Linked DNA regions of Homo sapiens: region 1 is linked to region 2. Evidence: read pairs that join two places in POLR2A ChIA-PET (ENCODE). Cell type or tissue: MCF 10A. All regions are shown on one strand. Each heading gives the region's core, and the rest is flanking DNA. Links, peaks and the distances in the headings are about the cores only. Region 1 has its middle 29 kb from the start of PPP2CA-DT. Region 2 overlaps JADE2 (jade family PHD finger 2).

The links. Peaks named below come from ENCODE experiments on the same cell type or tissue, not always from the same donor. Only the 100,000 strongest peaks of a DNase experiment are listed, where the experiment ranks them.
Region 1: POLR2A ChIA-PET joins it to region 2 with 6 read pairs; 1 of 35 experiments calls an interaction of 5 or more read pairs at or near these places.

The regions. Positions count from the first base shown.
Region 1 is chr5:134,247,704-134,263,908 of GRCh38, reverse strand. No RefSeq gene overlaps it. Among named protein-coding and RNA genes, the nearest start is that of PPP2CA-DT, 29 kb to the right of the region's middle. In MCF 10A, for the core only: no CTCF peak of the experiment used is centred there; DNase peaks (open chromatin) are centred at 8,278 and 11,028.
Region 2 is chr5:134,564,892-134,573,555 of GRCh38, reverse strand. It overlaps JADE2 (jade family PHD finger 2), which reads right to left. Exons shown (of 12, transcript NM_001388185.1): 9 at 6,976-7,440. Among named protein-coding and RNA genes, the nearest start is that of JADE2, 44 kb to the right of the region's middle. In MCF 10A, for the core only: no CTCF peak of the experiment used is centred there; DNase peaks (open chromatin) are centred at 4,625 and 5,345.

The sequences.
Region 1 (16,205 bases), core at 3,290-11,289, 310 kb after region 2:
TTTATTGACAATACCATCATATATTAAGTTTCTGTACATGTGTGGGTTTTTTATGCTCTTTATTCAGTTCTACTGGTCTTTTACCCTTACACCAATTCAATGGTGTCTTAATTACATCTTTAACGTGAATCTTGATGTCTGGTTAGACACATGCTTCTACTTTGTAATTACAACTTTAACATGAATCCTGACGTCTGGTTAGACACATGCTTCTACTTTGTTCTTCCTTTTTTTTTTTTTTTTTTGAGACAGAGTGTTGTTCTGTCACCCAGGCTGGAGTGCAGTGGCACAATCGCAGCTCACTGCAACATCCACCTCACAGGTTCAAACAATTCTCCTGCCTCAGCCTCCTGAGCAGCTGGGACTACAGGTGCCCACCACCATGCCCAGCTAATTTTTGTATTTTTAGTAGAGATGGGGTGTCACCATATTAGTCAGGCTGATCTCGAACTCCTGACCTGTTGCGGGAAGTCAGGGACTCTGAACTGCCTAGTGGAGCTGTGAGAAGAGGGCCACCATCCTCCAGACCCCAGAATGGTAGATTCACTTGTTATGGGAAGTCAGGGACCCCTGAACGGAGGGGCCGGCTGAAGCCGCGGCAGAATGACATAAATTGTGAAGATTTCATGGACATTTATCACTTCCCCAATCAATGCTCTTATAATTTAATATGCTTGTCTTTACTTTAATCTCTTAATCCCATCATCTTTGTAAACTGAGGATGTGTGTCACCTCGGGACCCTGTGATGATTGCGTTAACTGCACAAATTGTTGTAAAACATGTGTGTTTGAACAATATGAAATCTGGGCATCCTAAAAAAGAAGAGGATAACAGCGATTTTCAGGGAACAAGGGAGATAACCATAAGGTCTGACTGCCTGTGGGGCCAGGCAGAACAGAGTCATATTTCTCTTCTTGCAGAAAGCAAATAGGAGAAATATCACTGAATTCTTTTCCCAGCAAGGAATAACCCTGGGAAAGGAACGCATTCCCAGGGGGAGGTCTCTAAAATGGCCACTCTGGGAGTGTCTGTCTTATGCAGTTGAAGATAAGGGAGGAAGTACACCCTGGTCTCCTGCAGTGCCCTCAGGCTTGCTAGGATTAGGAAATTCCAGCCTAGCGAATTCTAGTCAGACCAGTTGTCTGCTCTCGAACGCTGTTTCCTGTTAAGATGTTTATCAATGACAATGCGTGCCCAGTGGGACATGGAACCTCACCAGTAATTCTAATTTTGCCCTGGCCTTGTGATCTTGCTCTGCCCTTTGCCTTGTGATCTTTTATTGCCTTTTGAAGCATGTGATCTCTGTGACCCACTCCCTATTCGTACACTCCCTCCCCTTCTAAAATCCCTAATAAAAACTTGCTGGTTTTGTGGCTTGGGGTTGCCATCACAGTCCTACCAATATGTGATGGCACCCCCGGAGGCCCAGCTGTAAAATTTCTCTTTGTACTCTTTCTCTTTATTTCTCAGACCAGCCAACACTTAGGGAAAATAGAAAAGAACCTACTTTGAAATATTGGGGGCTGGTTCTCCCAATACTGACCTTGTGATCCACCTGCCTTGGCCTCCCAAAGTGCTGAGATTACAGGCGTGAGCCACCACACCCAGCCTCTTATCTCTTTTCTTTTCTTTTTCTTTTTTTTGAGACAGAAAGTCTAGCTCTGTAACCCAGGCTGGAGTGCAGTGGTGTGATCTCAGCTCACTGCAGCCTCCGCCTCCTGGGTTCAAGCGATTCTCCTGCCTCAGCCTCCCGAGTAGCTGGGATTACAGGCATGCGCCACCACACTCGGCTAATTTTGTATTTTTAGTAGACACGGGGTTTCTCCACGTTGGTCAGGCTGGTCTCAAACTCCCAACCTCAGGTGATCTGCCTGCCTTGGCCTCCCAAAGTGCTGGGATTACAGGTGTGAGCCACCGCGCCCAGCCCATCTTTCTTAAATAAGACACAAAAAGCAAAAGCAAAAAGGAAAAACCAGTGACCAAATTTAACTGTACTTGGGCCCGGTGGTGCATGTCTATAGTCCTAGCTCCTCCAGCACCTGAGGTGGGAAGATCGCTTGAGCTCAGGAAAGTCAAGGCTGTAGTGAGCTGAGATCACACCACAGCACTCCAGACTGGGGAACAGAGGGAGACTCTATCTCAAAAAGAAAAAAAAATTAACTATATTAAAATTTAGGACTACTCTTCATACCAGAAGAGTAAAAAAGTGAAAAAGCAAGTCACAACTGGGAACTTAGAGAATTTACATAACTTATATAATTATACCTCAAACACATGGTGAATTCCTAAAAATCCACAAAGAAAAAAGACAACATACCGCAAAGAAAAGTGAGCAAAAGATAGATATGTCACAAAAGCAAGAAAGTGAATGGCCAAAAATATGAAAAAAAAAAAAAGCCTCAGCTTTATTAGTAAGCAGGGAAATGGAAATTAAAACCACAGATTCTAGTTTTCATTCTCACCCAGTTGGCAAAAGCTTATTGTCAACACCAAGTGTTGGTGAGGACATGGGGCAATGGAAATGTTCACACTCTGCTGGTGGGAGTGTAAATTGGGAAGACTACCTGGCATTATCTAGTAAATTGTAGATGGGCACATCCTGTGACCAACCATTCCTCTCCTTGGTTTTTATTCTGGAGAAAGTCTTGCACATGGACTTCAGGTGACATGTAAGGATGCTCCCAGCAGTGTTGTTTGTTACAGCAAAATCTGGAAACAGTCCAAAATCCATCAATAACAGACTGGATAAATAAACTGTCATGTATTATTAATATATATACACACAGACACAAACATGAATGAATTATATACACCAACATGAATAAATCACAAACAGTTTTCATAAGAAGAGCAAGTCACATTATGGTTCCACATATTTACGTTAAATACATACAAAACTAAATATATTTTAAAATACACAATATATGATTTGATTATAAAAAAAGCCAAGGAATAATAAATACAAAATTCAGCATAGCAGCCCTGTCTGTTGGGAATGTGATCAGAGAGAGCATACCTGGAACCTCAGTGTTACTGGTAATGTCATGTTTCTTGAGTCAAGAGTGCAAGGGAAGGCTGGGCACAATGGCTCATGCCTGTAATCCCAGCACTTTGTGAGCCTGAGGAAAGTGCATCATTTGAGGTCAGGAGTTCCAGACCATCCTGCCCAACATGGCTAATCCCTGTCTCTACTAAAAATACAAAAATTAGGCGTGGTGGCACGCACCCGTAGTCCCACTACTCAGGAGGCTGAGGCACGAGAGTCGCTTGAACCCGGGAGGCAGAGGTTGCAGTGAGCTGAGATTGTTCCATTGCACTCCAGCCTGGGCGACACAGCGAGACTCCATCTCAAAAAAAAAAAAAGTGCAAGGGAACTTGTTTTATTATTAGTCTTTAAATATGTTAATTGTATTTTTGTCGATATTATTTTTCACAATAGTATCTTAACAAAAACAAATCTTACAAGCTACAGGGGTTGTGGGGCAGGCAGTGGGAAGAGATGGGCTTAGTTAGTAGTCAATACAAGAAGTGCAAGAATCTTCTAACTCATTCCTCTAGGTGATTAGTAACCTTCTGTTTCACTTTTTAATTTAAAATTTTAGTTATGTATTTTTCTTATGAAATATTTCATAAATACAGAAAGGTATAGAATATCATAATCACCTATGTGTCCATAACCCAATTTAAGGTGTAAGGCTTGGCCAAGTGCAGTGGCTTACGCCTGAAATCCCAGCACTTTGGGAAACCTGAGATGGGAGGATCACTTGAGGTGAGGAGTTCGAGACCAGCCTGGGCAACATGGTGAAACCCGGTCACTACTAAAAATACAAAAATTAGCCAGTTTTGGTGGGCACTGTGTGACCCAGCTACTTCAGGGACTGAGGATGCTTGATCCCAGGAGTTGGAGGTTACAGTAAGCTACGATCACAGCCTGCACTCCAGCCTGAGCCATAAGATGGAGACTCTGCCCCAAAACAACAACAAAAAGGTCTAAGACTTTACAAAAATAGTGGAAGCCCTTTGTGTAACCCTCCCTCATTGTATTCCCTTTCCTGCATCCCCAGTAACCACATTTCTGAAATTTGTACCACTCCTTTCTATGCTGGTCTTCCTACTTTTACTGACATATGCATGTACCCTTAAAGGTTCGTATTGCACTGTTAGGCATGTTTGGCATTTTATATACATGGAATTATGGCATCATTTGGTCCTATCCTTCTGCAACTCTTTTTCCCAATGTTATTTTTAAATTTTTATTTAGAGACAGGGTCTCACTTTGTCACCCAGGCTGGAGTGCAGTGGCATGCTTACAGCTCATTGCGGCCTGTAACTCCTAGGCACAAACGATCCTCCTCCAGAGCAGCTAGGACTACAGGCACGTGCTACTATGTCCAGATAATGGTTGGATAATTTTTCTTTTCTTTACTTTCTTTTTTTTTCTTTTCTTTTCTTTCTTTTTTTTTTTTTTTTTTTGTAGAGACAGGGTCTTGTTGTGTTGCCTAGCCTGGTCTCAAACTCCTGGGCTCAAGCCATCCTCTTGCCTGGGCTTCCCAAAGAGCTGGAATTATAGGTGTGAGCCACCATGCCTGGCCCCCAATATTTTTCTTAATGTTTGTCCATGTTGATGTGGCAGGATTCTTTGTATCCAGTTTTAATTTATGTTTCCAATCCCCCAACATTTTACAAACTTTTTGTTATGGGAAATTTCAAACATATACACGAGTAAACAGAATCTCATAATAAGATTTTCATAATTCCTCCTGTTACTCATCACCCAGCTTTAACAGTTATCAACACGTGGTCAGTTTTGTTTCATCTATTACCCAATTCATTTCCCACCCTCTTGTATTATTTTGAAGTAAATTCCAGACATCACATAATTCTTTCCTAAATATTTCAATATGTGTTTCTAAAAGCTTAGGGTTCTTTTTATAAAGATATAATCACTTATCACACCACAAATAATTAACAGTTTCTTTTTTTGAGACAAAGTCTCGCTCTGTGGCCCAGGTTGGAGTACAGTATCCTGATCTCGGCTCACTGCAACTTCTGCCTCCTGGGTTCAAGAGATTCTCTTGCCTCAGCTTCTTGAGTAGCTGTGATTCCAGGCGTCTGCCACCATGCCCAGCTAATTTTTTGTAGTTTTAGTAGAGACGGGGTTTCGCCATGTTAGCCAGGCTGGTCTCAAACTCCTGACCTCAAGTGATCTGCCCGCCTCAGCCTCCCAAAGTGCTGGGATTACAGGCGTGAGCCACCGCACCCGGCCAACAGTTTCTTAATATCATCAAATATCCAGTGTTCAAATTCCCAAATTTCTCATGTGTCATTTTTCACATTCTGTTTGAATCAAGTCTTTATTTTTGTTTTGCTATTGTTGTGTTTTTTTGTTTTTTTGTTTTTTTGTTTTTTTTTTTGTGAGACAGAGTCTCGTTCTGTCACCCAGGCTAGAGTGCAGTGGCACAATCTCAGCTCACTGCAACCTTTGCCTCCCTGCAACCTTCACCTCCTGGGTTTAAGTGATTCTTGTGTCTCAGCCTCCCAAGTAGATGGGACTACAGGCACACACTACCATGCCAGGCTAATTTTTTGTATTTTAGTAGAGATGGGTCTCTACTAAAGTCTAAAGTTCTGGTCTCAAACTCCTGACCTCAACAATCTGCCCACCTCGGCCTCCCAAAGTGCTGGGATTATAGGCGTGAGCCACCGTGCCTGGCCAAGTCTTTGTTTTATTTATTTATTTTTATTTTATTTTTAACTTGCTGATATGCTACCCCATGCTGAAGATCTCACTCTAGTGAAGCGCAGTTTTCTCACTCCATTGATGGGTTAAGAATATAGACTTCTTCAGGTGGCTTGTAGGACCCAAGAGCATTTTCCACAAATGCCTGGTCTGTACATCACTGAATTTCTTTTTCTTTTTTGAGATGGAGTTTCGCTCCTGTCGCCTAGGCTAGAGTGCAATGGCGCGATCTCGGCTCACTGCAACCTCTGCCTCCTGGATTCAAGCGCTTCTCCTCCCTCAGCCTCCTGAGTAGCTGGGATTACAGGCACCTGCCACCATGGCCAGCTAATTTTTGTATTTTTAGTAGAGATGGGCTTTCACCATGTTGGCCAGGCTGGTCTCAAACTCCTGACCTCAGGTGATCCTCCCATCTCAGCCTCCCAAAGTGCTGGGATTACAGGCGTGAGCCACTGCGCCCAGCCTCATCACTGATATTTATTAACTCTTTAATGTTGTTGGTTTTTTTATGCTTCCTGTGGTCCTTATATAAAGAGCTCCTTTAAAGTCTTTCTTCTTAACATCTCATTAGATGGTTATGCAGTTACTCAGGATTTACCATATTGAGTAAAATAAATAATACTTGTTTACTAATAATTCATGCTAAGCAAATACTGATTTCCATAATCTTACCATCATTGCTCTTCCTTAAAAGTGAAGAGTGTGGGGTGAGATGAAAGAGTGAGGAAATAACCAAATGAGATAATGTCCGGGTAAGTAGACTGTGACCTGAATGGTACTGTACAGTGCTGACAGCTTCTTAGCCTAGTCTTACATTCAGGCTCTCATCCAACATTTAGGCTGCTGCAGCGTGGCATTAGACAATGCATGTCTAATGCATGCAGTCTTGCCAATTGCTCTGTGTTGTTGGCACAGTGGTGTTTCAATGACAATTTCATTATTTTCCTTTTTTTTTTTGAGACAGAGTCTCGCTCTGTCACCAGCCTGGAGTGCAGTGGCATGATCTCAGCTCACTGCAACCTCTGCCTCTTGGATTCAAGCAATTCTCGTGCCTCAGCCTCCCGAGTAGCTGGGATTACAGGCACGCGCCACCATACCCAGTTAATTTTGTTTGTATTTTTAATAGAGATGGGGTTTCACCATGTTGGCCAGGATGGTCTTGATCTCCTGACCTCATGATCCGTCTGCCTTGGCCTCCCAAAGTGCTGGGATTACAGGCATGAGCCACCGCGCCTGTCCTATTTTCCTCTTTTTTGTAAGAATAAAAATGAGTAGAATTGGGAAAAAAAATGAGGCTGCTGGTGCTAGTGATTGGAAGCATTGCTCTCATAAGTGTGCTGAAAGAAGACAAAGACAAGCTCCTCAGAGGCACTGAGAGCAATGAATTTTTAGCCTCATCTGAACTCTTAGTCACGTGCCAGCTGACATATATTCAGTTGTTAAGAATAAAAGGAGGCTGGGTGCTGTGGCTCATGCCTGTAATCCCAGCACTTTGGGGGGCTGAGGCGGGTGGATCACTTGAGCCCAGGAGTTCAAGACCAGGCTGGGCAACATGGCAAAACCCCATCTCTACTGAAAATATAACAAATTAGCTGGGCATGGCAGTGTGCACCTGTAGTCCCAGCTACCTGGGAGGCTGAGGTGGTAGGATGACCTGAGCCCAAGGAGGCTGAGGCTGCATGGAGCTGTGATGACACCCCTGCACTCTAGCCTGGGCAACAGAGGCAAGACCCTGTCTCCAAAAAAGAAAAAGAAACAATATCTACAAATTCTAAAAATACATTGTTCAATGCGGTGATTAAAATGTGAAATATAATTGGGCATTTCATAATATTTTTAGCTTTCTGGGAATGAACTGCCCTTAACACATTTAAGCCTATTGTTTGACTTTCATACATTTGTCTTTTTGATATGTTTCAGAAACACATTATGTTCAGAAACATGGAAGGGCCCATATGTGAGTAAAACTTCCTCTCTCATAGTTACCCACAGAGTTACAACTCTGGAGATAGAGTGAGGAAACCAGCCTAGACCTATCACAAGGTTGTCATTCTCAGCCAGCCTGGAGAGAAGGGCAGAGAAGAAAGGGGGTGGGTATCTTGCCCAGGAGAACAAGCCACTTTTTCTCTGGCAGCCCAGGGCAGTCATTTCATGAGAGGCCAACCTGATGACATGTGCCCCATTCACATGGTCAAAATATGCTGTCCAGCTGCTCTGTTTCCTCATGTGGTAGGCGCTACAGGTGTCATCTTTTGGTATTTGGGTGATGCAGGAGCCTGAACAGCCTCATTTGAAGTCTTGATGACATTCAGAACCTGGCAGTGACTTAAAGTGTCATTTAGTACAAGAGAGAGGACTCCTTCAGCAGTTAGGATTGGAAGCCCAAAGGGGCTGTTTACCTCATGGCCTTGAGCATCTGCAGACAGGATCAGAGGATGCAGTATGGGCATGCAGCCTTCACCATCTGCTCTGCCTTGAATTGCAAGTATACCAAGAATGCTCATCACAACTACCTTCTCAGAAAAAGGAGGCTAGAAGTGATTCATAGCCCTATGCAATATTTTAGGTCCAATACTGTGTATTTATTTTGGCAAAAGCTTTGGGAGCACAGGAAGTCATAGTACAATGGTATCACTTGACTCTGACATCGCTAATATTACTTTTCCCTTGATAGTACACTAAACTCAGCTATGTTAAATTATATTTCACTGTATTTGCCCTCAAGAGATAAATTCTGCTTAATAGTAGGGAAATGGTCCTGGGCCTAAAATCTAGCTTACACTTTGAGATTCTTCTGTAAAAGAGAACCTCAGAGGAACAGAAACCTATAAGGATGATCATGAGCCTCAACTTTATTCAACAAACATTGGTGAATTGTATTTGAATTGCCCTGTTTGCTAACTAGAATGTGAACAGTTGTACAGCAAGGAACCAAGTTTTCTTCATCTTTTATTCCCCCATGGAACTTATGGCACTTAGCACGTAGCAGGGATTCATTAAAGCAGAGCAGAAAAGATGTGCATATAAATAATTAGAGTACAAGAAAGTAGTTAGGGATGAGAAAGAGACGGTGCATGAGCTGTGGGATCCCAGAGGAGAAGAGATGACTTTCAGCTGGAGGAACTGGAAAGGCTTCACAGGGTGGTATCAGCTAAGCTAGGTCTTGACAAATAGCTGGACCTTAACAGATTGAAATTTAGAGGATAAGAGTTATCATATATTGAACTGTGCCAGGCATTGTGCTAAGCATTTGACATGCCTAATCCAACTGAATCCTCCCAGCAACTCCATGAGAAATATACCCTTATCCCATTTTATTTATTTAGTTTTCCATAAAATTTAATAAATTAGAGATGGGTGGTCTTGCTATGTTGCCCAGGCTGGTCTTGAACTCCAGGGCTCAAGCAGTCTTCCTGCCTCGGCCTCCCAAAGTGCTGGGATTACAGGCATGAGCCAATGTGCTCAGCCTCATCATCCTATTTTAGAGCTGAAGAAACTTGTGGCTCAGGCAAATTAAGTGATTTTCTCAAAGTCACACAGCTGGTAAGTGACAGAGCCAGGATTCTACCCAGTCTGAAATAAAGGGTAGTTCTCTTTTTTTGAGATAGTTTCGCTCGTGTTGCCCAGGCTGGAGTGCAATGGCACAATCTCTGCTCACTGCAGCCTCTGCCTCCTGGGTTCAAGCGATTCTCCTGCCTCAGCTTCCTGAGTGGCTGGGATTACACGCATGCGCCACCATGCCTGGCTAATTTTGTATTTTTAGTAGAGATGGGGTTTCTTCATGATAGTCAGGCTGGACTCGAACTCCCGACCTCAGGTGATCCACCTGCCTCGGCTCCCAAAGTGTTGGGATTACAGGTGTGAGCCACCGCGCCTGGCCTAGGGTAGCTCTTAAACACTGCGCTATACTGGCCCTAGTTCTAGAAATGAATTCAGTGGTTCAGTGTTTGGAAAAATATGGACTATGTTCTAAAAGCATTTACTAGTGATATGGCTGGAGGATGGAGTATATGGAGGGTGCAGAGCAGAGGGAAATAAAGTTGTTTGGTAAGTCAGGGACAGGTCACAGAGAACCTTGCATGCTATGCTAAGGAACTGGGAGATTTTTGGAAGGTGATGGAAACATTAAATGCCTATTAGTGAAGTGGCAGGACTAGATATGTACTTTAGGAAGACAACTCAGTATGAAGGGGCGGGATGAGAAGCATAAAAACCAGTTGGGTGGCTATTGCAGTAGTGGCGCAGGAGTGAAAAGGCATGCATAGCCCCAGGAATATGTAATCCTGCAAGCCTAGTTGAGATTGTTTCATTTTAAGGAAAAAAAAAAAAAAGCTATGTTCAAAAACCTAGACTCCAAACAACATAAATTAGGGAATAATTCTTATTTTTTTATGTGATCTATATTAAAGCTTTTAAAATAAGATTTGGTTTATAAAATTTTTTGCCCATGAATCTTTAGGAACTGCATAAATTGACCTCTGTTTATATAACATTCTTTACTATTTATTTATTTATTTGAGATGGAGTCTTGCTCTGTCATCCAGGCTGGAATCCAGTGGTGCGATCTCGGCTCACTGCAACCTCTGCCTCCCAGGTTCAAGTGATTCTTCAGCCTCAGCCTCCCAAGTAGCTGGGATTACAGGCACATGCCACCACGCCCAGCTAAGTTTTGCATTTTTTAGTAGAGACGGGGTTTCGCCACGTTGGCTAGGCTGGTCTCAAACTCCTGGCCTCAGGTGATCCTCCTGCCTCAGCCTCCCAGAGTGCTGGGATTACAGGTGTGAGCCACCATGCCCAGCCTATATAACATTCTTTAAAGGAACATTGACAATCAATTGTTACAAAGGAATATGGCAAATTTCCATATATCCCTTATAACTAAAACTGTTTTTTGAAACTTAGAAGGGTGAGAGGGGAGTAAGGGATGAAAAATTACTTAATGAGCCTGATGTGCACTATTCAGGTGATGGTTACATGAAATAACCCAGACTTCGCCGCTATGCACTATATCCATGTAACATAACAACACTTGTACCCCTAAATCTATAAAAACAAAACGACAACAAAAAACCTTTTTTTACATGACTCCATGTTTTCTTCTAACCTTTGTGAATGGCACTAAATAGGTGAAATAAACCTATAAATAAAAAAGTCAAATTCTTAAAATATTTCCAACAAAACAGAAACCAGCAGCATCAGGCCTGGGGAAACTCCCATAGACTGTTGCTTCTGGACTGTGCTCTGGATGTACAAGTACTTCCCTTGTCCACTGTGCTCACTCACATTCCTGAGCTATGTGTGTAGCTCTGACACAACGTGTGACACCATGGCATTGGCTCATGACATGGAATCTCTACTTCTCCAGAGGGGAACCTTTGAGTCGTTCGTGAGGAAGCAGGTTCTCTAATCTTCCTTTCATGGAGAGTTCATTCTCATGATTTCCCACTTGAACGCGGGAGGCAGAGGTTGCAGAATAAACAAAGAATAAAAAATTAGGTTTGCTGTGAAATCTCATCACCCACTTTATGGGGTCTTCTCAGCGAAGCTAGAAACATGTCCCATTTAACTGCAGAGCCTGTGAGAGTGACAGTACTTCACATCTCTCCAGTGGCCAACGTTTTTCATTTGCTGCCTAAAACATCATCTGGATATTATAGGATTATTAATTTTAAGTATTGGAGTGATTTCATTAAAATGAGTTTTTATCTTTTAGAGATAAATATTAAAGATTTAAAGTTGAAATTACGATGCCTGAGATTTGCTTCAAAACAACACAGGATGGAGGAAGTCAGTTGGAGTGCAGACAAAATAATAATGGCCATGAGTTGATGATTGTTGAAGCTGGATAATGGGTACATGGGGGATTACTATACTATTCACTATATAAATTAGTGAATGGCTGGGTGCAGTGGCTCACGCCTGTAATCCCAACACACTGGGAGGCCGAAGCAGGTGGATCACGAGGTCAGGAGTTAAAGACCAGCCTGGCCAACATGGTGAAACCCCATTTCTACTAAAAGTACAAAAAATTAGCTAGGCGTGGTGGCAGGCACCTGTAATCCTAGCTACTTGGGAGGCTGGGGCAGGAGAATCGCTTGAACCCGGGAGGCGGAGATTGCAGTGAGGCAAGATTGTGCCACTGCACTCCAGCCTGGGTGACAGAGTGAGAGTCCATCTCAAAAAATAAATAAATGAATAAATAATTTAAAAATTAGTGAATAATTATTGGCTTTACAAAAGGTCTGCTGTTGTCTATGTTTGAAATTATAAATAACTTAAAAATGATCACTGTTTAGGTATAGAACAGAATTAGCAATGTTTAGATTTGGGGGTGAAATACTAATGAATTGTTTCTTGAAATATGTGCATGCCCAATAATTTCTCTTCTTTCTTTCTTTTTTTTTTTTTTTGGAGACGGAGTCTCGCTGTGTTGCCAGGCTGGAGTGCAGTGGTGCAATCTCTGCTCACTGCAACTTCAGACTCCCTGGTTCAAGCTGTTCTCCTGCTTCAGCCTCCCGAGTAGCTGGGTTTACAGGCACGTGCCACCACACCCAGCTAATTTTTTTGTATTTTTACTAGAGACGGGGTTTCACCATGTTGGCCAGGTTGGTCTTGAACTCCTGACCTCAGGTGATCCGCCCGCCTTGGCCTCCCAAAGTGCTGGAATTACAGGCATGAGCCACTGCACCTGGCCAGTAATTTCTCTTCTTAATAAATAGTACACTATTCAATCCACCTACTGTCTCCAAGCCTGCACTAACTCTGTACAGCTGTGATTAGTTGTGGATGCATTTGTCTGTGCCTTTTATCTGTGTTCTTAGAGCTTTTTTACCTCTGACTTCCCTTTCATTAGATTAGTAACCTCATTGCGGCAGGACTTTCTATTTAACTGGCCCCTCACCCTATGGCTGTAAGTACTATGATGTCTCAAGTATGAGAAAATAAATTGTTAAAGACAAGATATGAGATCAAACAGTGTAAGTCAACATTTTTCAAAAGGCTGGCAAAGGGATAGTGATTATGTAAATGTTGGTTTATGTGTCAGAAACATCTGAGTTCAATTCAGTCACCGACAGTGATTCCCTCTGAAGCTCGGGAGAATGTATCACACTTTTTCTTCCTGTAAAATAGAAATAATCTAGTCTCAGGGTAGAGAAGTGAGAGGAGAGAAATAGGAGAGAAACAGGGTTGGGGATGGCAGCCATGTTTTCCAGTGACCCAGTTATTCCCAAGTGGTGGGGACCATGGACCTATCCTCAGGTGGCTGTGTCCACCATTGTTGGTCTGTCTCTTATTGGTGTGCGTCTTCTGAGTAGGTGAACTTGCCACCATAAGTCTTCTGAAGCAGCTGTAGCCCATTTTCCTCTTTTAGCATAGAGTTGTAGAAAATTTTATTGTTGGCCGAGTGTGGTGGCTCACATCTGTAATCCCAATGCTTTGGGAGGCCTAGGTGGGAGTATTGCTTGAGGCCAGGAGTTCAGGATCAACCTGGGCAACATAGTGAGACCACCCTCACATCTCTATAAGAAATTTTAGGCTCGGTGTGGTGGCTCACACCTGTAATCTCAGCACTTTGGGAGGCTGAGGTGGGTGGATCGTTTGAGGTCAGGAGCTCGAGACCAGCATTATCAACATGGTGAAACCCTGTCTCTACTAATAATACAAAAATTAACCGAGTGTGGTGGCACACACCTGTAATCCGAGCTACTCGGGAGGCTGAGGCAGGATAATCGCTTGAACCCAGGAAGCGGAGGTTGCAGTGAGCCAAGATTGCACCACTGCACTCCAGCCTGCACGACAGAGTGAGACTCTGTATCAAAAAAATAAATAAATACATAAGTAAAATTAAAAAAGAAAGAAAATGTTATTGTTGAGAAAGATCATAGCATTATTTTAAAGGTGATCCAAAGGCTCTGAGTGTGCAGGAACTTGCTCAAGGTCATAGTTATGCACCGAGGCTCAGACTAGAAGCCAGGTCTCCTCAACAGTTCAGTATATGAGACAACTCTCTGCCTCCACCCAAGTCCTAGAGACATTCCTTGGGGGCCTATTTTGAGGATCTTAGGCTGATAGGAATCAAGGGATAGGTTAACAGCTGCCCTATATTGAGAACTATAATCTCTAGTTTTGGCTTTCAAAAAGAAGTGTAGAGAGGGTGACTTATCTCTTAAGCAACCTGCTAAAATGACCGAGCCAATTGCTGTGGGGGAAGGGTGATGTCATCTTGTCCTTTCTGGCCTCCACACTGAAACTGGGAACTACTCTCTTGGTAAGGAAATAAAGGAGGAAGTGAAGAAGATTCATCATTGCTTAAGGAACCTGATATGTGAGCTAGGATTCCCTAGCTTTCGGCTGAGGCAACAGGGCGAAACTTTCTCACTCACGTGTTCTCAGGCCCCAGCTGAGAAGGGATGGAGCACTGCTGGTTGTTGGGGCTGGCCCATTCACCTGCGCAGTCTGAGCAGCTTGTGGGAATTCTAGAGATGTCAGATCTTCATGGCCGGGCGTGGTGGCTCACGCCTATAATTCCAACACTTTGGGAGGCCGAGGTGGGAGGATCACCTGAGGTCGGGAGTTCGAGACCAGCCTGACCAACATGGAGAAACCCCGTCTCTACTATAATGCAAAAATTAGCCAGGCATGGTGATGCATGCCTGTAATCTCAGCTACTCAGGAGGCTGAGGCAGGAGAATCGCTTGAACCTGGGAGGCAGAGGTTGCAGTGAGCCGAGATCACGCCATTGCACTCCAGCCTGGGCAACAAGAGCGAAACTCCATCTCAAAAAAAAAAAAAAAGAAATGTCAGATCTTCTCTGTTTGCATTGTTCAATACTTCTGGAAAGTTTTCTTTAGTAGAAACCTTGTATAGTAGTTGGGAATGGATAACTGGCAAGTGTGGCTTGGATATAACAGGTAAGATTTGATTATTTGGAAGTTTTTTTCAACTAAATGGACATTAGCACTTAAGATTCCACTTCCCTTGGCCCTATAAAAGTGGCTAAGAGGCTGGGTGCAGTGGCTCATGCTTGTAATCCCAGAACTTTGGGAGACTGAGGCAGGCAGATCATGAGGTCAGGAGACTGAGACCATCCTGGCTAACACGGTGAAACCTCATCTCTACTAAAAATACAAAAAATTCGCCAGGTGTGGTGGCACGCATCTGTAGTCCCAGCTACTCAGGAGGCTGAGGCAGGAGAATCACTTGAACCCGGGAGGCAGAGGTTGCAGTGAGCCGAGATCGCACCACTGCGTTCCAGCCTGAGTGACACAGGGAGACTCCATCTCAAAAAAAAGAAAAAAGAAGATGAGCAGTGAACAGGCCCACACTCCAGGGCCCAGAAGGACAGACATGTCCCGTCATTTGAGCTCTTGGAATCCTAGGCAGGCTCTCAGTCCTAATTATTACTCTAGAAATAGGTGCTTTTCAATCATTAAGAATACAGAATTATAGCTTGAAAGTATAACACCTAGCCACCCTTCTGAAGTTTTCCCCGATATAAAAGGAGCCCTGGCTTTTCCCTGCTTGCAGGCAGGCAATCCTCGAGTATAGCCTATGTGAGATCCCCGGCTCTGTCTCCTTGAAGAACTCCAGGATGAGATGAAGTTCCCATCAAGTCCTGTGCCCATAGCCTAGTCCAACCTTGTGTTTCCTCTTTTGTCAAATACTTCCTCAGGAGCCAACTCAAATCTTCCTTGCCTTAATTTGGGCCTATTTCTGGATTAGTCATATGGTAGCATAACTTCTTAATCATTATTAAGTAGCTGCTCCTTGAAAAATTTTTATGAGCTTTGAGCCTCTCAGGAGAAAGATATTTTAAATCCAATAAATAAATACACAAATAAACAAACATGGCACACTTTAGACTTTGAATCAAGTCGAAGGGAGGATGGTAAAGGTAGCCTGAGAATCCAAACTCAAAATGAGACCTTGCAATGAGCTACAGGAGCCGATTCTTCAAGATAAAAGAGCAGGGCCTGGGCTGACACAGCAGGGAAAGATGCTGACTCTGGATTCACATGGAGTAGAAGCCAATGCTGACCTTTTTAAATGGAACATCAAGAGCCCAAAGATGTGAGTTAGTTAATGACTCTGAGGATATAGGGACGGGGATCTAACCAAGAGACACTGCAGGAACAGGTAGGCTCTAGGACCCTGAGGGGGTGATGCATTTCTGGGGCAAGGGATAGAAGGGAATAAAGCCATGCTGAGCCCTTCAAAAAGGATAGGTCAGGCACCACTGGATGGTGGATGTCTTTGTCTTAGGGGAACCATCCAGGCCATTTGTGAATCCCTGTGTCTGTCCTGTCACATAGCAGCCGTCTCCAGGTTTTAACCTGTGCTCATCTTTCTGCATGCCGAGCTTATATTATGGTTTTTATGTTTAGGTCCCCTTGGTAGTAAATATCTTCTGGATTCTGATTGTTTGTTTATGCACATACTGGTGTATACCTTTCTCCCTCTGTT
Region 2 (8,664 bases), core at 38-8,037:
TGCCAGGGGCACAGGCTACCGCCACAGCCTATCCTGCCCAGAACATCTGCAAAACAATTCCCAGACCCTGAGCGCATCCTCAGCCCTGTGCTGCATGTCTCGGATCCAAAACCTAAGGCCAAACACAGCCTCAGCCCTGTGGTCCCCGGCTGAGCCAGAGCAGCCAGGGAAAAGCATCTGGTTAGGTCAACCCGGCATGCCCACCTTCCTCCTCTGAGTCTTACCTTCCTGGTAAGGTCAGCCAGGCTGCCTCCCAAGGCCCTGCCAACATGGTTGCTGTCCTTTATAACCACAGTGCCCGCAGACTCATCAGGGTCTCACCAGGTCACCAACCTCATCCCTCTGCCTCCTGTCCAAGGCCTTTCTTTCCCAGCAAAGAAATTCTTCAGACATAAATGGCATGGCAAAAACTAACACTTGTCCTGAGCCACAAATGGCCCCGGTACTTGCAGCCAGAGAGAACGCCATTGGAAGAGCTTTGAGCAGAAAGTCCTAACCCACCTGTGCCCAGCCTGCAGCCAACCCATGTCTATCCGCTGCACTGGGACCTGAGCCAGGCTCACGCCATGCTGGCCAAGGCTTCCACATCTACACAGCCACCTTCACTCTGCCACAGTGACAGAACTCCTCAGCAGAGAGGGTAGAGGCCTCTCTGACTGCCTCAAGGCCAGCTGGGAAGAGCCCCTTGGGGCCTTAGACACCAGCTTGCTAAGCTCATGGGACATGGACCCTTCTTATAGGTGGTCCCACAGGAAGCACCTGCAGGATGGACCATGCTACTGCCTGCCCACCTGGCACCTTACCCCAGTGGGCCATCCCTCCCTGGCTGCTCTCAGGGCAGGCCACACTTCTGAAGCCAAGACCAAGCCCCCTCCCTTGAGACACTTCCTTGGTCTTCAGCACAGGATGGAGACTCCATTATCAGGGACAGTTGGCCAAAGCTGCTCAGCTTGAATCCTGGGTCCCACCAGGGTCTTTCCAGCTGGGACCAGGCTGTTTCCCGTTGGGTTCCATCTTCAAGGCTGAGTTCAGCCTTCATGTCCTTAAGCTGGGGTGACCTCTGGTTCCAGACCCCCTGCCTGTTGGCATAACCATTTCTCCCAGTCCGAGGGCAGCCAAGATCAGACCTCTCTTCTGCGTACGGGTATCCTCCGTTCTTTCCTGAGCCCAGCCGTGAAGGATGTACCACAAAGGTGGCTCCAGCCTCAGGCCTCCACACGATGTGCTCTGCATGGACTCTCCGTGGCCTTCCACGCTGGTGTGTGCGCCCTCAGCTCGAAGACCGTGAGCACCAGGCCACCCACCTCTGAGCCTCAGCTCCGCCTATCCCTATGGCCAGTACCACTCCGGGGGGCCACCCTGGGCTGCAACCACCGGTCCCACCCTACTGGGATGAACCACCTTCCTGTCAAAACTTGGACCTCCTGAAAACCACCTTCCAACCAGCCTCCTTCCCCCACACCCTTAAGCACTGGCTACAGCTCTGTGGACTTGCACTGTGTGGGGCCCTGGACTCAAGTGAGCAACGCCGCTGGGGCCCCTTTCTTCTCAGGGGAGGTAGGTGCTGACCAACTACTGACAGGACCAGGTGGCTCCGACCCACACTTGGGGGTGCTGAGCAAGGCGTCTTGGACACACAAGCAGCCAGTGGGAGTGGGAGTTGATCACACGGCAGGGCAGAGCCTGGGAACGAGGAATCCAAGCCAGGCCAGGCTGGGGGAGGCAGAGCAGAGCCTCGTGGCAGGAATCTGAAGGGAGCAGTGAGGAGTGTCGGGGCTGGCAAGGGAGGAGGCCAGGTGCTGAAGCTTGACTGAGCCAGGCCAAGGGAAGCCAGGATTGGATTTTCTTTTTTTTCTTTCGAGACGGGGTCTCGGTCTGTCGCCTAGGCTGGAGCGCAGTGGCACAGTCTTGGCTCACTGCAACCTCGGCCTCCCGGGTTGAAGCCATTCTCCTGCCTCAGCCTCCCACGTAGCTGGGATTACAGGTGCCTGCCACCACACCTGGCTAATTTTTGTATTTTTAGTAGAGATGGGGTTTCACCATGTTGGCCAGGCTAGTCTTGAACTCCTGACCTCCTGATCCGCCCACCTTGGCCTCCCAAAGTTCTGGGATTACAGGCGTGAGCCACCGCGCCCGGCCCAGGGCTGGATTTTCACAGAGTAGTGAGACACTTCCCTTCTCCCCTTAAAACCTCCAGTGGCTTCTGTACGGGATTGAATAGTGTTCCCCCAAATTCATTTTTACTGGGACCCTTGCAATGTGACCTTATTTGGAAATAGAGTCTCTGTAGATATAAATAGTTAAGATGAGGTCATACTACATTAGGGTGGGCCCTTGATCTACTATGAGTGGAGTCCTGACACAGGTGCCTACAGGGAGAAGGCCATGTGACCTGGCAGAGGCAGAGGCCAGACAGATGTCCGCAGGCCAAGGAACAGCAAAGATTCCTGGCAACCACCAGAAGCTGGGAGGCACGGAGAGACTCCCCCGCAGAGCCTCCGGCAGGAACTAATCCTGCTGACACCTCAACCTTGGGCTTCCAGCCTCCAAAACCATGAGGATAAATCTCACCATCCAGCTGGTGGCACACGGGCAGGCCTAGGAAACTAACAGGGATGCTGGGCATGAGATGCCGGTGGCCTTTAAAAGGGACTTGGTGTGGAGCTCAAAAGGGAGGGGCAGCCAGCACCCCCACGTGGGGCAAAACTGTGGGCAGCCGTGAAAGACAGTGGAGCCTGAGGTCTCCAGCCCTGGGAGTGAGCAGTCAGGGGAGAGCAATGGATGACCATTGAGGCCAAGGAGCAGCCAGAGAGGGAGGGGGGTAAACCAGGACCTCAGGGGGGACCTGGTCAGAGCATCACAGAAAAAGGACTCCAAGACTAAGGGCAGGTCTGATTGTGGCAGCCGCTGCTGAGAGGATCGGGGGATGGAGAGGTGGGCAGGGAGGCTGCAGGCAGCCCAGGTGGCAGGCTCTGGGATGTGGCGGAAACCCGGCCAGAGTGGGCAGCAAGGATGCAAATACCATGAGGGATGACAGGAAAGGAGAGATGGGGGTGGGAGCGGAGGAACCCACGACTAGAGGGAAATAGGGAGGGAGGATTCGCTTTTGAAGATGAGAGAGGGTTGAACAGATTCAAATATTGGTGGAAAAGGACCCGCAGAGGGGATGAAGAAAAGACAGACTCGTCAGCTGCAGGTGTGGGCTGGAAAAGAGCCCCTGTGGGGGAAGGAAGACAGGAGGGAAGGGAAGAGAATGGACCGAGAGGCTCGGCTGGCAGAAGTTAGAGGCCCTGGTATGAGGACAGAGGGGACGCTGTCCTGAGGGAGGCAGGGCTCAGCATGTGGGCAGCAGGTATGAGGTGGGGTGTGCGGCAGGGACTGCCCTGCTCAGCGCTATGGGATTTCTCCTGGTGGAGGGAGTGGCTCTTACTGGGTGAGGCTCTGCCAGGGTTCTGGCCTCAGTGAGGGACAAGGGCTGGGGCATAGCAGGCCAGTGCCATACAGGGAGTGAGTGAAGAAAGCAGGACAAAGAAGGGTGGAGGGCCTGGGAGACAAGTGAGCAGGGAGAGCAGTAGACTGCAGGCACGGAGCAGGATGTGGCAATTTCTGGGCTACTGACCTGGGAGCAGCTGGAGGTGGTGACTGGGCTTGGGTGAGGCAAGGGCACTAATGGGTTGGGGGAGCCCTAGAGATGGAAGGCACAGGGGCAGAAGAGCCAGAGGTCTGCAGGCTGGAGCTGCCCAGGACAAGGTTGGCTTTGGTGGGAGGCCAAAGGGACCACCATCCAGGCACTGAGGCCAGGACCCACTTCCTTCTGAGCCTTTCCCTCCTTGGGAAGTTGTCCCATATCATCCTCTGGGCAGGTGTGTGTCTCAGAGCCGCCTCCACCCTCTTGGCCTCCTCCTCAGGCCAGGTCAGGCTCCCAAATAAACTCCTGGTGACCAGAGCCAGAGCCACAAGCAGCAAGTCCCTGCACAGCCTGCTTGTCAGCACGGTTGCTAGGGGACACCAGCCGGCACTTGTCGGGCTGATCAACAGTGCTGCGATTTTTGTCAGCCGTAAATAACTCTGGGAGGCTGCAGTGGCCATGCCTTCCGAGCGTCCGCTGGGGCCGAGGCCCAAGGCTGAAATTTTAGGAAAGCACATCTGGTTGACCATAAAATGGGATTTCATGCCGGCAGCAGCCCCGGCTCCTGTTTCTCTCAGCAAAACCCCTGCCTGGCTGAGGAGGAACGAATCAATCTGGGAGGATGCTGGGTTCCCAGGCCCTAGCACTGGGCCTGCCCTTTTGGTCCTCTGTGGAGCCCACCCTCAGAGCGCACGGGCTGGCCTCCCTTCTTCTAAGAGCCAAATGCTGAGGGGCCAGGACAGTAACAACAATCACGGCCAACAATGGAGGGCACTGTGCTAAGCTTTGTCCCCCACATGCACTGTGACCCCAAGGTCAGTCTGATCCTTATTCCCATTTTACAGACAAAGAAACTGAAACTCAGAGAAGTAGAAACTGAAACAAAGAAGGTATAGAGCTGGGAGTGCAGGAACTGGATGCAAAGTCAGGCTACCAAGGCCTCGACCTCAAGCCCTGCCCCATCTTCCGATGATTCCTGCCCAGGCTGGCTTAGTGCCCAGTTACAGGCTGGATACTCCCGGCTGCTGGCACTGGGCCACGGTCCGAGACTGGGCCCGCTGGCCAGGCCACCAACCACCATGGGCCTTTGCAGAAAGCCTGCCCCGTGGCAGGGTTCTTGTCGCTGTTCATTCACCCAAGTTGCAAATGTGTGACCTGGAAAGGCCTTGAGGCTGGGCCGCTGATGGGGGTCAGCTTGGCTCATGGTTGTCCCTCCTCGGCCCTGCCAGGGCTGTGCATGCCCCTGCCCTCATTGAAGCTGGTGCCCGCCAGCCCAGCTTGGTGGCTGCTCAGAAAGCAGCATTTGACAGGGCCCCCTGAGCCGTAAGAGGCTGCACATACTTCAAAATTGGCCCTGCTTCCTCTTCCCAGAGGAGGAGTGGGACGGTTCACACCTGACTCTGGAGTGTTCTGGCTCCCACTGCAGGAGTCTCTGCAGCAGCTCTCATTCCCCGGAACCCCAGAGCCCGCCAACCTCAGCCCCAGGCTCCACCTGAACCAGCCAACACTGGGGTGGGAAGATTAGGGGACTGAAAAAGGGATGCTTTTGCCCAGGAAATTTACAGAATAGAGAATAAGCCAACAACTCCTTTTCTGCCCCCGACTGAGGTCCAAATTCAAGCTCAAAACCCTTGGAATGGAGTTCCTCTAAGACTTCCTGTTATTCGTCTCTCCGAGCCCCAGTTTCCTCATCTGCTCAGCAGGGCTGGGAGGATCTTCCTCAAGTCTCTTTTTCCAGGATGATGACTACATAAGTGAGTCAAGCCCTTGACCTCCCTGGACAACCCAGCCAGGGACAGACACATGGGCTGACCAGCACAGAACAGAGAGGTCAGTTCTGAGGGGTTGTTTGGGAAACAGTAGGAGTAAAAGCAGGTGTTTCCACTGGAGATCCAGCGGGTGGAGACATGGTGGCCTAAAGAAGACTCTGGAAGCAGCTTCGGTCCCAGAAGGTCTTACACCTGATGCCCCTGCCACATGTGACAGGAGGCTGGGCTGGCCAGGAGGTGGTGGCTGCAATGTAGGTAGCCTTGCCCTCTGTCCTGGCTGGAGCCAGGGACATCTGGTTCCTCCCACCTCCACCTCTTCCTTCTGGCCTGGTGGCAAGCTGGCTGCCAGGCAGTGAGGGCTCTCTGGGGGCAATAGGTCATTTCCCTCTTGAGCAGGCAGCGCAGATGAGTGGGAAGGAGGGGATTGGGGAAGCTGGGTCCAGTGCCCCTTCCCTGACAGTACAACACCCCTGGAGATGTTCTACCCATTTTACAGCCTTGCCCACTGCGATGCAGATAAGAAAAGCAGGCGCCTTGGGTCACACAACGTTCCCTGCATGCTCCTGCCCAGGGCTATTTCCTGACAGGACCCAGGGAGAGGGTGAGCATGTATGTCTGAACCCAGGGGAGACACTGTGACACGGTCCCATATGCTCTGGAACCCTAGAAATGTCCCAGAGAGGAGAGACCAGAACAGCCTGTGGGGTTCAGAGGACTGGAAAAGGATCCAGAAATCCTGCTTCATTTCACTCAGCCCCCTGGACCAAGCCACCGTCACCTGTTTCCCAGCACACAGCTGGGGGTGGTTTTCAGCCAGCCCACCCATTCCAGACTCTGGGACTTCTCCTCCAGGGAGTGTTGGGTGCAAGTCCCAGCCACAGTATGTCAGTCCCTCCTTAGCACTTCTGCAGCTTCCAGACACACTGTGATCCACCAGCCCAGTCTCGTGCGATCCACCAGCCCCTTTCACCTCTTCCTTCCACTCCACCGTTCCTTGAGTCCACCCTGTCTCCTTCGTGCCTCTGTTCTGTTTGCCCAGCACCCCACGGAGCCGCGTTTACCCATCTACCCTGCCCTGGCCCGGCACGTGCCTGTTTGGCTGCTCCTGGCTCTTGATGCCCCTGGCTTTCAGCATGGGTTACGGGGACAGCTTGGGAAGCTCCAGTTCCTCCTCTGCCTCAGATTCTCAATGCAAGCTCATGTGTTAGGACCAGGCGGGGCCCACAGAGGCAAGCAAGTGCCAGAAGCCTAGGTCCTCGCCCTAGCTCTGGTGCTCTCAGCCTCATGACCTTGGCAGGGCCCCCACCATTCACCAGGCCTGTGACAGGGCTAGGACAAGAGGGACTCGGAGACTCAAGAACTGGACTCTTCTCTGTTCTGTAAAGTGTCAGTCACCCCCATACTCTTTGGGACCTGAAAGCCCTCAGCCCCTTGGCAGGCTCCTGCAGCAGGGCCGGTCCACCAGAGCTCACAGTTTGAGTCCTGGTGAGTCCTAGCTGCTCCAGGGCAGTGAGTGTGGCATGGAAAGGACTCCTGGACCCACCAGGCAGGGGGTGGGCAGGCGGCATGGGGACTCACCCTCTCTAGGTCCTGCCGCAGATGGGTGAAGAGCTTCAGGCGGCGGTAGAGGACGTCCTGCTCCTGCTGGGCCAGGTTGTCCACCTCGTCGGTCTTGGGGGTCAGCAGCGGCTGGTTGGCATTGGCTTTCCTCTTCAGCTTCCAGTACTGGTAGATGAAGTCGACCAGTGCCTCAGCCAGGTCCAGCCGCTCAGCCACCTCAGCCGGCTCCACCAGCTCGTAGAAGTCCTCCTCTAGCTGCTGCAGCCGCTGCTTGCGCAGGGTCACCTTTTCCAGGTCCTCGCCAGCCTGGCTGGGTTCCGTGGGCTCAGATGTGGGCTCATTACGTGGGCCCCCGTCACTGTGCTCCTGGCAGAATGACTTGAACTTGACCTCATCGTTGTCTGCTAATATAGTCCGCATTTCCAGGCCGTGGTCAAAGGCGCATGTGACATGGAACGCTGTGACGCAGGAAGGCATGGAACACTGAGGGGAAAGGAGGGGCAGGATCAGACATGGAGGGAGCCTGGTGGGAGGGGAGAAGACAGAGGGGCTTCCCCCAGGGCTCTACTGAGAATGCGCAATGCTGGAGAGAACCTAAACAGAATGGCATGGGCTCCCAACCTCCTGTGCAGGATGGGAGTTACGGCAGGGGAGGAGGAGGAGCTCTGGGGTGCCTGGAAAGGTAACCCATTCAACACCACATGCTTTGGGGAAGTCAATCAGAAGACGGTTGAGAAACACCTCTGGGGACAAGCTGCATTTTTTTTTTTTTGAGACAGAGTCTCACTCTGTTGCTAGGCTGGAGTGCAGTGGTTCCATCTCACCGCAACCTCCGCTTCCCAGGTTCAAGCGATTCTCCTGCCTCAGCCTCCCAAGTAGCTAGGGCTACAGGCATGCACCACCTAGTTTTTGTATTTTTAGAGATGAGGTTTCGCCATGTTGGCCAGGCTGGTCTCGAACTCCTGACCTCAGGTGATCCACCTGCCTCGGCCTCCCAAAGTGCTGGGATTACAGGCGTGAGCCACCGTGCCTGGCCTCAAGCTGCATTTTTGTGTGGGCAAAATGACTTTGGCATCACAGAGCATCAAGAGAAAGGCTGATGATGGGTCACTGGCTCATCTAAGATGGGGACTGTGGTCCCCTTTTTGTCCTCTGGGAAGAGGGGCTGGACTTAGTCCCCTTCCCTCTCCTTTCATCCAGACAGCTTGAGGCCTGACCCTCTCTCTTAGCCTTGGATGATGATAACTGTGTCAGCAATCACGCACCCAACTATTATGACTGCTGATGCTGCACTCACAAATCCTTTTGAAGGTCCGTGGATGGGTGAAGGCACAACTAACGTTTACAATGACAACTCTGTTCCTAAAAGATGAGGGGGACAAAGGATGACTCCCCCCTGCACTCCCAAACTATAGACCTGAGGCATCAACATCCCTTGGGAGCTTGTTAGAAATGCAAGTTCTCAGCTTCACTCCAGACCTACTGAGTCAGAGCCTCTCAGGAGTAGGCCCAGCAGTCTATGTTTACCAAGCCCTCCAGGTAATTCTGACGCATGCTAGACTTTGGGAATAGGCTTTGCTAAAGACAGACTGGTACAGCCCTTCCAGTGTCAGGACAGTCTATTAGCTTAGCTAGATGAGAAGTTTGATTCCTAACCCCTAACGCGTCAAATTCAATGTCAGAAGTGAGGCTAATGTATTCATCAAG